Linked DNA regions of Homo sapiens: region 2 is linked to region 1. A link is a loop called in an ENCODE intact Hi-C map of the cell type or tissue named here. Cell type or tissue: heart left ventricle. All regions are shown on one strand.

Evidence for each region. Hi-C counts contacts between places; a loop is a spot of excess contacts. Peaks named below come from ENCODE experiments on the same cell type or tissue, not always from the same donor. Only the 100,000 strongest peaks of a DNase experiment are listed, where the experiment ranks them.
Region 2: a loop joins it to region 1, with 1.8 times the contacts of the local background. A loop is called at or near these places in 3 of 110 quality-filtered maps.

The regions. Positions count from the first base shown.
Region 1 is chr5:5,791,345-5,799,344 of GRCh38, forward strand. LOC105374636 (a long non-coding RNA gene) reads left to right here. Exons shown (of 3, transcript XR_925733.4): 2 at 2,657-2,801; 3 at 3,694-4,929. Among named protein-coding and RNA genes, the nearest start is that of ICE1, 370 kb to the left of the region's middle. In heart left ventricle, no CTCF peak of the experiment used is centred here; a DNase peak (open chromatin) is centred at 3,867; H3K27ac peaks cover 991 bases.
Region 2 is chr5:5,641,199-5,649,198 of GRCh38, forward strand. No RefSeq gene overlaps it. Among named protein-coding and RNA genes, the nearest start is that of ICE1, 220 kb to the left of the region's middle. In heart left ventricle, no CTCF peak of the experiment used is centred here; no DNase peak of the experiment used is centred here.

The DNA of each region.
Region 1 (8,000 bases):
GGGCATGGGGTACCCAAAGCTGCAGTTCCCCGTGCCCCAGCACCACTTGGATCTATGCGTGATCACACTGAACTCACTCTATCTTAATCGTCAAGGTGGTGGCTGGCCACAGACTATTAAAAAGACATAAAATGATCGAGCAGTTTTACTTCTGATTATATACCCCAAAACTTAAAAGCAGGGACTCAAACAGATATTTATGCATTCATATTCATAGTAGCATTGTTCAACAGCCAAGAGGTGGAGCAACTCAAGGGTCCATCAATGGATGAATGGATAAAACTATTCCATACAATGGAATATTTTCAGCATTGAAGAGAAAAGAAATTCTGACATGCGCTACACCCTGAATAAACTCTGAGGATATTATGCTAAGTGAACTAAGGAACTAAGCCAGTAACCAAAAGACAAATACCCTATGATTCCACTTATATAAGGCACCTAGAATAGTCAAGTTCATAGAGACAGAATGTAGTATCGTGGTTGCCAGGGGCTGGGGGAGGGAATATAGGGGTTAGTGTTTAATGGGTGCAGAGTTTCTGTTGGGAAAGATGAAAAAGTTCTGGTGGTGGTGATGGTTGCACAACAATGTGAATGTACTTAATGTCACTGAACAGTGAATTTAAAAAATGGTTACAATGGTAAATTTCGTGTTATGCATATGTTGCCACAATTTAGAAGACATCAAAGAAGGGAATTTCTAGAATAAGCTACAGTCTCCATTGCTGGGGTTGTCTCAGGTTGTAACTGACATTTGTCTCTCCCTTTTCCACATTTGCTGCTTGCATTGGCCTCATCTCTTCTGTCTGAGTCTGGTCTTTGATTCCATTTCTCTTTGTAGGCTGTGGTTACTGTAATTGCCTCTCCCCTGTGGCCACAGGGCAGAGAGGCACCAAGAGGTACCTCAGGACTCCCTGCCTGACCTCAGATATTCTTCTCCTCCCTGCTGTGCTTTTAAGCAGAAATTCTAGACCAAGCTATCATCATCATCGCAGCCTTTTGCCATCATTTGCCAGTAGGAGAGCTCTCTTCTTTATTTGCTGTAAATTCCTTTCAGGGTCATGCCAGCTAGCCATTTCAAGCCAAGTGTTTGCATTTTCTGATCTCACTCAAAGATCATGTGAGCAAGAAGTCAGGGAAAGCTCTGTATCTAAAACAAGTCTCAATTCTTCAGTTTCTCACTCCATGGGATCCTTGGATTCGGAAGTCCTCAGCAATGGCTCAGAGATGGAAAAGGAAAAGGCGCATAGTCTATGGACTAGGAAGTACTGGGATGTTTCACATGAAGTTTGTAATTTTAAGGATATTGGGGTGGTATGGATGGTCAGGAGAAGGTGGGGCTGGGGAAGGAAAGTGAGTGTACAAACAGGAGGGTGAGGCAGTTGTAAGTTTCATACTTTTTTATTGCCTTTATCTAAAGAGTCCTTTTGGAGGCAATTCTAGAATTCGAACTTTATTTGGAAGGTTCCTTATACATACGAGATTTTGAATTACCCAGATGAATTTGTATATGGGATACAAATTACCCAGATGGGTCTATCTGGTGGGATCTTCTTGCAATTTGTGTCTATGACCATCTTGTCATATGTGCAATATTATGTCAAGAGTTCTAACACATAGAGCACTGTCCAGCAGTAGGAGTTATCCAATAAATATTTGTTGAATTAAGATGCAAAGAGCATGAGTATCACATTGTCAAGCTCAAATCTACAACCAGACCCCCCAAAAGCCACTCAACTTGCAAGAATCTTGACATCTTGACCTGGATGTGCCACAAGGAACATGTAATCACAGTTGAGTGACAAGCCAGCCCCAGATGTTCCACAGCAAGGATTGCGGAGTCTAGGCATCTCTAAAGAGCCCTGTCCTTCTGAGTCCTCATCTGCTGTGAGTTAGTCTTTCACAGAGAGCCTGCCCCCATCCTGGCTCATGAGGACACACTGATGGTCCCTCCCCTTCGCATACCGTCAGTCATTCCTCTGGCTGGAACATCCAATACGATGTTTCTTGCTCTATCTTCTCACAGGCATCTAGGTTTTAACTTGGAAATACCTTTGGGGATGCAGAGAAACTGCCTCTCTGTCTCTTGTGCCCCATTTCCTCCCACACAGAGAGAATCTATCTATTTCACTGAAAATAATGGAGTCTGACACACATTAGCTCCCACACCTTAAAATATCCGTCTTCTTTGTGTCCTTAAATAGGTACTTGTCAAAACAATATAGGTAACATTGAGAAACAGTCATTATGAAAAATTAGAGTAGAGCACTAAAATCATGGGATTCATATCCCAGCATCTCCCCTTTGACAGGTTTGGGGAATCTTTCCATCTGATGCTGTGCTGTGGTTTCAGAGAAAAACCACCACGATTTCCTGTGTGCAACTCTGTCCCGGGTTCCCCCTGCTAGCCTGTAGGTTGCCTTCACCAAGGTCCTGAAGGTCAGGAGTCTCTTTTGTGGTCTCTCTGCCCTCAACTAAATGTTCTGTAAATAATTAGAGACCTAAGTCTTGACAATAATAAAGCAGCCTTATCCCATGGGTAGAACTAATGAGCAGAGCTCGGTCTTGCTAATGATTAAGTCTGAAATGCACCAGTGGGGGAAGGGGGCCTGGAATTCTTGTCTAATATTGATATTTATGGCCCTTTGTTTTCCAGAGAACAGATGCCTTCCACTGTGTGAGCGTAAATTCAGAGCCTTCCAACTTGACATTCTCATCGACAAATTATTTAAACATGACGGCTCTTTTATAAAGAGTGTTATCTTAAAAGGAAAGGAATCAAAGGGCTGAACATGTTGAAGGTGAATTTAAAAGCCTGGTTGCTGTTGATGGTGATGGCCCAAATGGGATAAAGCTGGCTCCCATGTTAAGTGGCTGCATCCATGAATATTCATGCAACACTGTTATGAGAACACTCACACCACAGAGGGGACCTTCATGGATGAACCCCCAGAGTCAGACCCCCAGGCCCCTATCCTGGCAGCTCCTTGACGCTGGTTCCCAGCCTTAATTGTCTTGTCTTTCAGTGAGAAAATAAAAGCTGCACCTGTTTTCCTCCCTCCTTCCCTGGGGTTTTTGTGCAGATCGATAAGATCAATTCCTGGATCTTGCTGTGAGTCTCTTGAGACAAGACCTGCGATTAATATTAGCGACTGTTATTTTAAAGACCTGTCTTTTTTTTTCTTTGAGGAGCTGGCCTAATGGATACACTTTTAGCATGACCTGCCAACCTTCCTCAAAAGCAAATCGAAATCGATTTTTGGCTAAACATACATTTGATAATTTAGTATATCTTTTAAAATAATTAGAGATATCCTGGGGAGTCAAAAAAAGTAGACGTGAAGTTGGCCTGTCCCGGATTGAAACTCTGACAGCAGCCACCTCTCACCCATGCCCCCTGCACCGTTGGAAATGAGGAAAGAGGGGTGATGGTGCTTCCTTTCACAGCACCTTGTTCTGGGATCTGGGGCCAGGTGATCAGTTTCTCTGTGGCCCGAGTCTTCCACCTGAGGAGTGGGGATTATAGATTCTGACTTAGAGGAGGAAAAAATAATAGTTTTTGAAATACAATGTTATGATAGGAATACTTTATTTCACATTGACAGAGAAATATACAGTTGTCAATATATTTTCCTGTGATTGTTCCTCAAACCTTATCAAATAGTTACAGCAGTAATGTCATCTCTATTTTAGGGAGGAGAAACAAGACCCCCAGGACTTGTCAATGGCACACATGAAAGACAGAAAACACCAGAAGCCAGTCTTCAGCCTGCTGGCCCAGCCATGGCCACTGTAACGTACGGCTAAACCCCTGCCCCGATCAGCTCTCAAGGCTCTGAGCCAACTGCCTAGACCGTCTATTTGAGATCCCTGAGAGTTTCAACACAGGGCATGGCTGACCTCTCCACCGTGTCATTTCCAGTAATGCGGCCTCACTGATAGCAGAAGTTCGGAGAGCTCTTGTCAGAGAGGCCAGCTGGCACCATGTGAGTCTTACCCAGAGGGAAACCTGACAATCTTCCAGCATGCTCACCAGACTGGGGCACTGACTTTTGTCACTTGATTCTCAACTCACAGTCTCAAGATGCTGGTGCTAATGTACATTGCAGCTGACACTGGAGTTTATTTTTATAACTGCTCTTGCCTCAGAAAAAGCTCCATCCCAGTACGACTTCCAGGACAGGGATGGTCTGGATGCTGCAGTTAGGACAATGATCATCTCGTTCTCTTAGTGGTTAGGAATCCTGTGGGCTTATGGAATAAGCTCGCTGAAACAGACAGTGACATCCACGGTGACACTGACCGAATTGTGCTCCAGTGGCCTAGAGAGTGCCTATTATTTATCTCATTTCTGTTCTGCATAATAACACCAACCAAACCGCTAATGAATGAATATTATTACATGCTTTGGTAGGAACGCAAAGGCAAATTGGGCTCACTGTAGAGAATATCTTGCTCCTCATTTTGTATTAAAATGCCTAGACGCCCCTCAAGAGACCATGTCAAGGATGAAATTTATCCACTGCCTGCATTTGCTAATTTGAAAGAGTTCTGATTTCATCTGCCGGGCTTAATATAGAAATTCTTTTAACCTGAACAGATACACAGAAATGTGGAATTTATTCAATGCCATTTTCTTGATTTATGTCAGGAAATATATATGGCTATGCTGTCATCTTTTTATATATAGACATCAATATATATAAATATATAGAGTCAAGTCAGAAATTCTGAAACCACATTGCACTTAGCCCTTACAGCATAATGCTTTCCATATTCTTCACAGTTTGTTTCCCTGATCCTTTAGAGAGAGCTACTGTGTTTAAAGTGTAAACCATTTTTACAGAAAAAATGTATTACAATTCTATATGATAATTCTCAAAGTTCAGGAAAATAATCTGAAATAAACATTCTAAATTGAGGAATGAATAATAAAGACTCATCAATTGGGCTGGGAGCAGTGGCTCACGCCTGTAATCTCAGTACTTTGGGAGACCGAGGCAGGCGGATCACCTGAGGTCAGCCTGGCCAACCTGGTGAAACCCCGTCTCTACCAAAAAAATACAAAAACTAGCTGGGCATGGTGGCACATGCCTGTAATCCCAGCTACTCTGAAGGCTGAGGCAGGAGAATTGCTTGAACCTGGGAGGCAAAGGTTCCAGTGAGCTGAGATCGCCCTATTGCACTCCAGCCTAGCTGTCTCAAAAAAAAAAAAAAAAAAAAAAGAAAGACTCATCAATTGTTTTGACACGTGGTTAGACAAACAGGCTGATTTATAGTGCTTGGCCATATTCTAAGGAACCCAGTTCTGTGGGTTCTCAGGCAATGACTGGGACAGGGGCCATAAGAATAGCACAACTATTACTGCAGAATTGCGTCCCTTAAATAAGAATTTCACCAGATTCTGGGGCCCCTGAACTCTCATCCTGCAGCTGTGCCTTGTTTGCTGGATCTTCCAGCCCCAGCTTGAACTGAGACACAGGGACGGCCATCACGGGGAAGAGGGGGCAGGAGCGTGTCCTCTTCACAGCAGTGCCCATCAGTGAGTGAGCCTTGCTTTGAAACCTGTGTCTAATGCATGTCTGTTCCTGGAAAGTGGTGGTTTAGGAGCAGGTAAGCCACTCTGCTACCCCAGTCTGTTATTTATAATGGTTTGAGTGTGAAATCAGAAAGATGCTTTTGCTGTTGTTGGCATTTCTCAGATTTGGCTATAAAAATAGAAAAAAACCCTCTATTTTCTGCTATTCTGTTTACCACCACTTGGTGAGTTTTAATGAAAAACTGCAAGAAAGCACATATGTGGAAACTGGAGTTGAGCAACACAAGGTATCAAATGCAAGAAGTTCCGAGGATGGTGAAGGTATAGCCAGGCCTCAAAGCAATGCATCTTAAGATAATAATACAGCCCTTTCTATTTTAACACCAGTAGAAACTTTACAAAACCTCTCAGTGACCTTTGTTGGAATGTATTAAGGAGATCACTGGCAGTGAATTGTTTCCCTGACATATTTATGAATATGTCGTCCTCAGGAATGAACATAGCACCAGATACCCGTAAAGTTTGTGGTTCATAATAAGACAAAATTGGTGACCCCAGCCTCAGTGGCAGACAGTTTCCTATGGTTGCTGTGACAAATTCTCACAAGCTGGGTGGCTTAAACAATGCAAATTCACTATTTTACAGTTCTAGAGAAAAGAAGTAGGAATTGGGTCTTATTGGGATGAAGTGAAGGCTCTGGCGGTGCTATGTTTCTTCTAGAGGCTCTTAGGGAGTGCACTAGATTGAATCATGCCTCTTCCAAATTTATGTCAACCTGGAATCTCAGATGTAATTAGGGAAGTTAAGATGCAGCCACAGTGGATTAGAGTGAGCCATAATTCAATGACTGATGTCTTTATAAGAAGATAAAACAGAGAAACAGAGATGCAGATAGACTCAGGGAGGAGGTCACGGGACAAGGAAGCCAGAGGTTAGAGAGATGCGTCTACAAGTCTAGGAGCATCAAGAATCACCAGCAACCACCAAATGCCAGAAGAGGCAAGAAAGCGCCATCCCCTAGAGTCTGTCAAGATAGGAGGGCCCTGCTGTCACCTTGACTGTGGTCTTCTGGCCTCCAGAACTATAAGAAGATTAATTTCTGTTGCTTTAAGCTGCCATGTTTGTGGTAAGTGGTTGTGACGGTCCCTAGGAAAGGAACACAGGGAGAATGTAGTCCTTGCCATTTCTAGCTCCTAGAGGCTTCTGCCTTCCATGGTTCCCGGTCGCCTCTGCCACCTTCACAATCAGTGGTGATGGCTGAGTCCTTCTCACAGCACATGTCTCTGACCTGCGTCTGTCATCATATCTACCTCTGACCAGAACCAGGAAAAGTTGGACTCATGTAACTAGATTGAGCCCACCTGACTAATTCAGGATAATCTCCCCATCTCAAGGCCGTAACCTTAATCCCACCTACAAAATCCCTTTTGCACACAAGGTGACATGCTTACAGCTGCCAGGGATTAGATCATGGACACCTTCATAGGGGCGGAGGGGATTATTCTGTCTACCACAGATGGCAGGACATAATATACTGTATTAAAGTCAAAACAGTGAATAATATGATTTAAGAAAGGCTAAAACCAGTAAACAATTGACTACCTATTTTATCTAAGGATGAGTATTCGGTGGGAGGAGAACAATAAAAAGTAAAAAGTTGAATAAGGCAATTCTCCACCTTTAACAAGTCGTATTCCAATGCAGGAAATAGATATGATAAGTGAATCTTATAATAGTAATGATGTCATTTATTACTGAACTAAAAAAAAAAAAAGCACAGGGGAAGCTCTGAAACATCTCATAGCCTTTTTTATGGAAGCCCATGAGACAGGATCCCAGCAATGAATCAAGCTATCCGGAGCTCTGTGATGCTCCAAGCAGAGGTGTCTGGGCAGAGAGCAGAGAAGAGCTCATGCTGGAGATGGTTTCCTCGAGAAGACATCTTTTGAAATGGGTCTTGAGTGATGTGTGTGGCTTAAACAGAAGAGAAAATGGGATTCCAGACAGCCAGGCCAGTGTGAGCAAAGGCACTGAGGAGCAAACATTCCAGGAACACAAGAAGACCCTGTGGGACTTTAAACAGCCTTTGGCTTTATAATGAACGTGAAGCTTAATTTGCTTTGCCTACCAGTGGCCACGGAGGCCGAAGACAGCTGTTCTAAGTGGTTTTCTGTTTGTTTTTATTGACCATTGAGATGCTCAGACCATGGCAGACTGCAGTTGCTTCCCAAAACCAAATCCAGCATTTTTTCCTCTTTAGATTGTTTTTCATTTGCTTTAAAAGTAAATTAGAGGTGCACTTGGTCTCTCATGGCACCCACTCGGCCCTCTTCCAAGTGTACTTTCCTTCCTTTCATTACTGCTCTAAAGCTTTTTAATAAACTTTCACCCTGATCAAAAAAAAAAAGTAAATTAGAATTTAGAGAATGATAAAACAGCAATGTACAGCACTGATGGAGCT
Region 2 (8,000 bases), 150 kb before region 1:
ATTATAATCAGAACAATGAAAACGGCAATCCGTCATAAGAACACTTATGTGCAAATAAGGTAGGAATATTTCCATTCAAAATAATTTCTAATAGCCACCTTGAGTACTTGGTTGAAGAAAGTCCATAGAATGTTGGTGGCCATTGAAATTCAAATCTCCTTACGCATTTTCTGACAAAATGATACAGTTAAACTAGAAGAGCAAATACCGTTACCCATAATACACATCTATAGTATAATTAGGAGGTAGGAATACTCTGTGCTTCATGTACACAGCCAGATTCAGGACATGAACTTGAGCTCATCCTTGAAGAAGCAATCCGGTGAGGGTGTGTAGGAAAGCAGGGAGGAGAGAGGAAGTCTAGGAAAGAAAGCCCACCCTGGGTGGGAAAATACCGAAAACTACTTTCAAAGAAGTAAGGGGACAGAATTCAGACCTGATTGCGAAGAAAAAAGGAAAGCAAGAGGTGAAATCAAGGTCTTACAGAAACACAAGAGAAGCACTACAACATTAGCAGCACCACGCCTCCCTGTAGCAAGAAATAAATAGATAGACAGACAGACAGATGATAGATAGCATCTGACTATACCAACAGAAGAGTGTGTGCTTGAATTACATCTAAACACTGCATGCACGTCTGCATTCAGCTGTTATCTCTGATCTGGTACCAACAACAACAAGAACAACAACAACAAGCATTTAAAAATGACTGAGTAAAAGAGAGAAAAAAGCTTACAAAATAAAGAAGAGAGCATAGGAGAAGTGAACATAGTAAAAATGTTTATCAAATATATAATTGAGATTCCCCGAAGAAGAGCAGGCCATGAATAGGGCAGAGAAGCATTATCTGAAAAGATCCAGGCAAAAATTTTTCTAAAGCTGATGTAACACATTAATCAACAGATTCAATTATCTGCACAAAAACACACACACAAAAAAAAACAAGAAAAAATAATGAGATAAACCAATGCCTCCTCCCAGTTTAAAAAAAAAAAAAAGGAAAGAGAAAGAGAGAGGGAGAGAGATTGTCTCTAACTATACCAATAGAAAAAAAAAACAATCAAAACAAACATCTAGATATAACATCATCGAAAAAAAAAAAGAAAAAATATAGCATATAACAAACAACCAAAGGGGGAAAAAAGAAAAAAAAACAAAAAACGTTACTTTCAAAAGCGCAACAGTAAAGCTGATTTTTAACAGGGATAATTGAAGCAAGAAATAATGGAATAACAACTTTACCTTTAAATAGATTAAAGAAGATTATTCCTAATCTAGATTTATAGACCAAGTGATCACACCCTTCAACAACAAAGCAAAATAAATATATGTTCAGAAAAGCAAAAATGAAGAGAAATAATTACCAGAAGATCCTCCCTAAAAGACATCCCTTTGAGTTGAGGTCTCGCTCTGTTGCCCAGGCTGGAGTGCAGTGGTGCAACATGGCTCACTGCAGCCTCGACCTCAAACTCCTGGGCTCAAGTGATCCTCCCACTTCAGCCTCTTGAGTAGCTGGGACAACAGGCTAAAGAAAATTCTAAAGGAAATTCTTCATAGAGAAGAATGCTGATCACAGATGGAAGCCTGGAAGTAGAGAAAGAAATGCAGAAGAATGGAAAGGGTGAATTATATGAGTAAATAATGTGAAAGGAAAATAAATCTTAGGACCCCCAAATAACTAAGCTGAAAGGAATAGTCAAGCTGGGAACTGATTTTGATTAAGTAATAGGAAGTCAGCGTCTAAATTAAATGAGTAGAGATCATCATGAAGTTCTTCCTGAGGGAGAAAATAATGTTAATAAACACGGAACAGCCCAGCACTCATAAGGAAACATGAGCTTAGCAACTTTGGTGGAAATATGACCTCAGAGAGTGGTAGAGCAATCTCCAGGCTTGATTATAAAAACAAGAGGTTGATTCAAGAACCAGAAATATAAAGTGCAAACATTCAAAGCCAATGTGGAAACGGACAGAGAACAAAACCTTAAGATGGAGAAAGGAACTATAGTTTTTGATCTCATAGGGAACAATTTCATCTGAGTGACACCTCATTGGCCTAAAGGAAATATGGAAGGGTTTATTTGGTTTTTAGAATCCAAAACCCTGGCTCACAAAAACTATACATCTTTGTGCACATTTCTTCACCTGTCTGGGTCTCTATGAGATGTGCATGAGACAATGTGAACTTTAATTTAATTAATTTTCACATTGTCTCATGCACATCTACATGGCACATAACCTTGAGAATGCTCTCAGTAATTAGACACCAGTATTATTAGATATGGCATAAGACCAGAGAGAATGAGCATATTATCATCTGGCTTTCTGTGCCCAGAGTTTTGTGTGGTTTCCCTCAGCAGGAGCTACTGACTTGTAAATTGTCTTTTCTGTGGGTGGAGGTGTGAATATGTGCTCCAGTTGGAAAAATCAGGGCACAGAGTTGATATGGCACCTCCCCAGGGTTTCTTTCTAATGCTCCTTCTCTCCAAAGGTGACAGACTGTGTGGCACTGAGGACAGAGAACAGAATGTGGATGACACGTGGCCCCTTCTGGATGATGAGGATACACTCATTCCCGCTCTGCTATCCCAGCCTCCTGACCCACTCGGAGTCACCCTTTCCATAGGGAAGGAGTTTTCTAGTAATTAACCATATTAATTACTTCCTCCCCGCATTGACATATCTTCCTCCCCGCAAACTCCCAAACAGCTGGATAGTCTAATAATCAACTCCTTTCCTTGTGGCACCTCCAGATTTTCTGTATAATAGAGGCTTGTCTTGGTGGAAGGGTAGGAGAGAGGATAAGAGACCTTGTGAAGCTGTGAGCGTAATGTTTTTACCTAGATTTTGTGCTTATTATGATCGCCTGTGAACATCGAGGGGACTGTGTGGGCTAAAGTCCTCTTCTGCTTCTCTCTGTTCTTATTGCCCTTAGTTTTGGTGTAGAGCATGGGACAAGCACATGACAGGGAAGACCAAGCCCAATCAGCCTTTTTCCAGAACACAACCCTTTTGGAGAGTTATTTGCTGCATCCTGGTACTGTTTTTCTTCAGGCAAACCACGCTCGATCTTATGCAAATGGCTTCCCATTAAGATGGATAAAAATGGGCTCAGCTCCCCCTAGGTTCCAAGAGATGAGCACCATGGCTCATCTGTTAGGGCTGGAAAACAGAGCAGACAGGGCAAGAATGGGGAATGGGCGCCTGCAAACATTTGGCAGCAGTGCTCGGCTCTTCTATTTTAAGTAGCACAGTCCTAAGCCATGGAAGAAACTTCTCACATAAACACTGCCTTGTTAATTCCTCCCCAAATCCCCAGGAGGAGTGTAGGTGACAAATATTGTTACCCCACGATTCCAGATGGCAGACATGATGTCAGTCACTTGGCATCTTTTGTATCTCAAAGTCACAATGCTCTTTGGGGATACAGCTGGGGACAGAATACGGGACTCTGCCTCGTTTGTGCAAAGACAGCCCATGCTTCTATTGTGGCATGCAGGGCTGTCTCCTAACTCCCTGGCCATGTGACATTTTGACCTTTTGGAATACAGATGAGAAGCTCCTAGGGTTGAGTACCAGACTTTCCTTTTTGAATCAGGTACAAAGTGAGAGGCAGCCCCTCCCTGCCAACACAAACTATAGTCTTAGTCACAGAGATTGATTTTTTAAAGATGCTTTGAGGAGACTCTATAGAAAATTGAGAGATCACAGTAAAAACCGTCAACAAATAGCCACCAAAAATTCTTCCAATATTTGACTATGGGGAGAATGGCTACCCGCCTTTCAGAATGGCTCCTGCCCCTGGAAAAGTGATGAAAATATTTATGTTTCTTTTCTTGGCAGGAGCTTCTATCACTGGGCATCTGCTAGAGAGGTTTTCTTCCCCTGTTAGTTTATCCTTGGGAGCAATAAATGTAATGAGATTATGTTAATATCTTTATTGGATAAGGAAATCTTTCTTAAAAGGCAGAAACTAAACATCTAATGAACTCTTAGAAGGAGGAAGAAATCATTCCCTATGTGTTCTCCATGTTATAATTTATTTCTCCTATTTTACAAATAATTAAAGCAGATTATGAGTAATTTGCTGTAAGATCATTCCTGGCAAAAAGGAAAGCAGGGTGCAGAGATGGTGAGATTATAATTCATTGACTCTATGAGATAAGAAGATAATCAGTCAAATTCCTACCAACAGCTGTTTATACCCACAGGCCCTCTAATTTAAGACTGGGCAAGGTTACCAAGCAAATGTTGATAATGACTTGCAGGCCTTTGGCTGAGAGCTGGGCAGTCAGTGGAGATGTGGGGCCAATGAAGTGAGAACATCTTTTCTATCTTGATAAGAGAGCGTGTCAACTGCAGTGGGTGGGAGCACAGACAGGAGTAGCCCCCGAGCTGACTCTCTGCCCTGCCCAGGCAATTGCTATTGTAAGTCCTATGCAGAAGTGCAGTCGCCCTGAGGGACAGGCCAGATGGGCACCTGTGGTGAGAAGGAATAAGAGGGTACTCCTCACTGAACATCCCAAAGATGCTATACCTAAATAGAGGTGTGGAGAGGACAGAGGTTGACCAGCAGAGGAAGAGAAGGCTTCTTTCCTGCTAACGGAGCTGAGAATGACGTTGAAGATTTTGGGGGAAGAGGAAGGCAAAGGGCACCATTGTGAATGACCTCTGTCCTGACCCAATCCAGGTGGCGTGATCATGCCAGGGTTGTGAGCGAGAGGACCAAACAGGTGCAAGGGGATTTTCAAATGCTTCCTTTGTATTGAGGATTCCTTCTGCCAGGGGCAGGAGGTGAACCCAAGGATCATTGTAAACTGAAGGGTCAGGATGCCTGTGGCAGGGCTGCCTGCCCCGCAGTAACAGAAGACCTCGCTGGGTAGACTTTGTGGGCCAGAAAGTGACTCACAAAGCCATCGATACCTGCCTTCCTGGCAGAGCTGGAAGGTTCTGTCTTCTGGTGCCAAAGCTTTTCTCTAAGGAAGGCCTCAGGGCAGCTCTTTGAAACTCATTTTATTGAGTCATTTTGATTAGGGGCATTTCCCTGTGGAATAAATAGATTTGTCCTAGGCTGTAAATCTTGCTTCTTGTTTTCTATCTTGTATTGACTGTGGATAGGTTTATCTGGTAGCCCAGGAGAAAGTGTTTTTCCACATGGAGCCAAATAACAGCCTGTATATGGAACAAATAATTTTGTGCTTTAACCAAATATACTGTCTGATATCATTGCAGTCACCTAGCAAATTTCTGGGGCCCTACAAGTAAAGGAAGCATGTGAGGACATTCAGCAGTTGCAAGCTTCCTGACAAAGTTGAAATCATCTTTCACTTGGTACCCATGTCCTCCTCTTCTCAAGCTGCCCATCACAAAGAACGACCAAGCTGGCTGTCAGCTCAGTTGCCTGAACAGTATCCAAACCATCAGAACCACCTCCACCCTCCCTTCGTCTTCCCACCATCTCACGAGAAACCAAATCTCCGTCTGTCAATTGCACTGTTTTCTCAGGGTTTTACAGGGAATCAGACCAATAGGATCTATTATAAGGAATTGGCTCACATGATTATGGAGGTTGACAAGTCCAAAGTTTGCAGAATTGATGTCTCAGTTTGAATCCTAAATCTGGTAGACAGGAAGATTTCTCTCCTACTTGGGAAAGGATCAAACTTTTATTCTATTCAGACCTTAGACTAATTGGATAAGGGCCACTCATATTATAGAGGATGATCCTCCTGACTCTATTAATTTAAGTGCTAATCTTATCCAAAAACACCCTTACAGAAACACGCAGGACAAAGTTTGAACGAATATCTGGGGAGCCATGGCTCAGTCAAGTTGAACGTAAAATTAACCATTGCACACACCTTCTTCACATCTCTCCAATTCATCCATCTCTCAATTTAGTTCTGGCAAAGTTGTCCCTTACTTGCCTGCATTGTTACAACAACCTCTTAGCTCACCTGAAGTCTTTATTCTTATTCATACCAACTTTCCCTAGACCACCCTACACCATTCTTTGAAATTCTTCAATATAGCCTACCTATCAAGTTCGGATTTCTTAACATACTCTACAAATGCTCTAAGAATGGACTGACCATGCCTCTTCTTCCTCCCCTCATTCACCCAGCCTAATCCTTCTACTGAACTCATGCTCATCACCTTCTCTGCATCCTCCGGTGTTCTCTCTTATCCATGCTTTTGAGTAAGGGTATTGTTCTATTTGACATACACTTCCCTTTCTTTATTCCCTGGCCAATATCTATTCATCCTCCAGGATTGAGCCAAGGATTATTCCTTTCTGATGAGCTTTTCTTGACCTCCTCGCAACCAGTCAGCTCTCGGTGTCCCATTTATGGACTCGATAGACTCTCTTGTGCCTTTCTGCAACTGCATACTTAGCTTTTGGCCAAGCTCAGTCTCTGTGCTACATTAGACTCTGCATGGCTCAAGGTAGGAATTACATGGCCCAGGACTCCTGCTGGTCTCTGCCACAGCCCTTGGGCACGTGGGACACACATTGCACCTGAAATTAAAAATTAGACAAAATGATGACAGAAAGTACTCAGGATCTGAAATCAGAATGTGTGGGTCTAAGGCCCAGTGCTGCTGGCAGACTGGTGAGGTGATCTTGCTCAAACAATTTCATGTTCCTGAGCCTCTGTTTCTCCTGCTGGGTGGAGATGAGCTTCACTCTCTGAAGACCCTTATGTGTGGATGGAAGGGTTTAGTGGGTCAGGAACCCTATCTGAACAACAAAAGCCAAGGAAATGCCTTGTAACAGCCACTTTTCTGCCTCGCCGATGAGGCGCAGCAGGCATGGTGGTCAAGGGCATGGGTTCTGGAGTCACCCTTCTGGGGCTCAGATGCTGGCTTGACCACTACCTGTGTGGACCCCAGGCAGGCCAATTCCTCTATGCCTCAGGTCTCGGGTCTATGACATGGTTGTGAGTGCTAATAACCACAAGGCTCACTGCAGACGCTTGCTGTGAAGTGCGGTAACACGGGAGGGTACTCAGAACAGTGCCTGGCACGGAGTAAGCCATGGTGATATTGCCTGTTGTTGTTGCTGTTACTATTACCACCTGGGTATTAAGAGCACAAACTGTGGTTCCTGGCGCTGCCATTTCCTTTCTTGTGACATGGGTGGAGTTAACCTCCCTGGGCTTCCTCATCTGTAAAGGGTGTAATGACATTGTAGTCTGAGGTCACACGCCTGGAGATGCCCTACTTTCCCACCCAGGCCCTCTGAGCTGAGTGGTGGCCAGGCAGTGGCTCACTAGGGCTATTGCTCTTTCAAAGCCCCCAGAACATGAGTAGCCTCTCCTTCAAGTCCAGGGCTCCTGACCTGAGAGACCTGCGCAGCAGGGTGGGGCACGGTAGGTGCTGATGATTTGCAGGGCTCAAAACTCAGGCCAGGCATGGAGCAGCCTCAGCAGAATAAGCCCGAGGTTGCAGTACCCAGGGCTCTCCCAGCACACAGAAGCTTCGTGTTTCCTTGTTCTGCCATCACTCATTATCTTGGGTGCAAAGGGCTCTAGAGTGCCTCCTTGACCTTGTCTGGGCAGAGTCAATGACACCACGCACGGCCTGCCCACCATCACCGCTTCCCTCCATGCTGTGTGTGTGATATCTCATTACAGCCACTCTGCCCCAAGTCCCGCTGATGGGACTTTTGGGAGTGGAAAATGCAGAGGTCAGCTTTATCTCAGACCTTTATTTCCATTTAATTACACTCCTGCTATCTTCGTGTCCACACTCAGTCTTGTTCGTAAATGAGTCTTTTCTCCCCGTTTTTGTCTCTCATCTCAAGATCTAGCTGACTTAAGCAGTTTAGTCCTAGTTTATTAACTTCTTTCATTTCTACTCATTAACTGAATATTGTTTCTCTCTTTCTTCATTATAGATTGCTCCACCCCCTATCATTAATGCTTCCCACCTCACAATGGGTCACACACGTAGGGAGGGATCGATAAGCCATGATTAGTATTATTATTCACACAGAA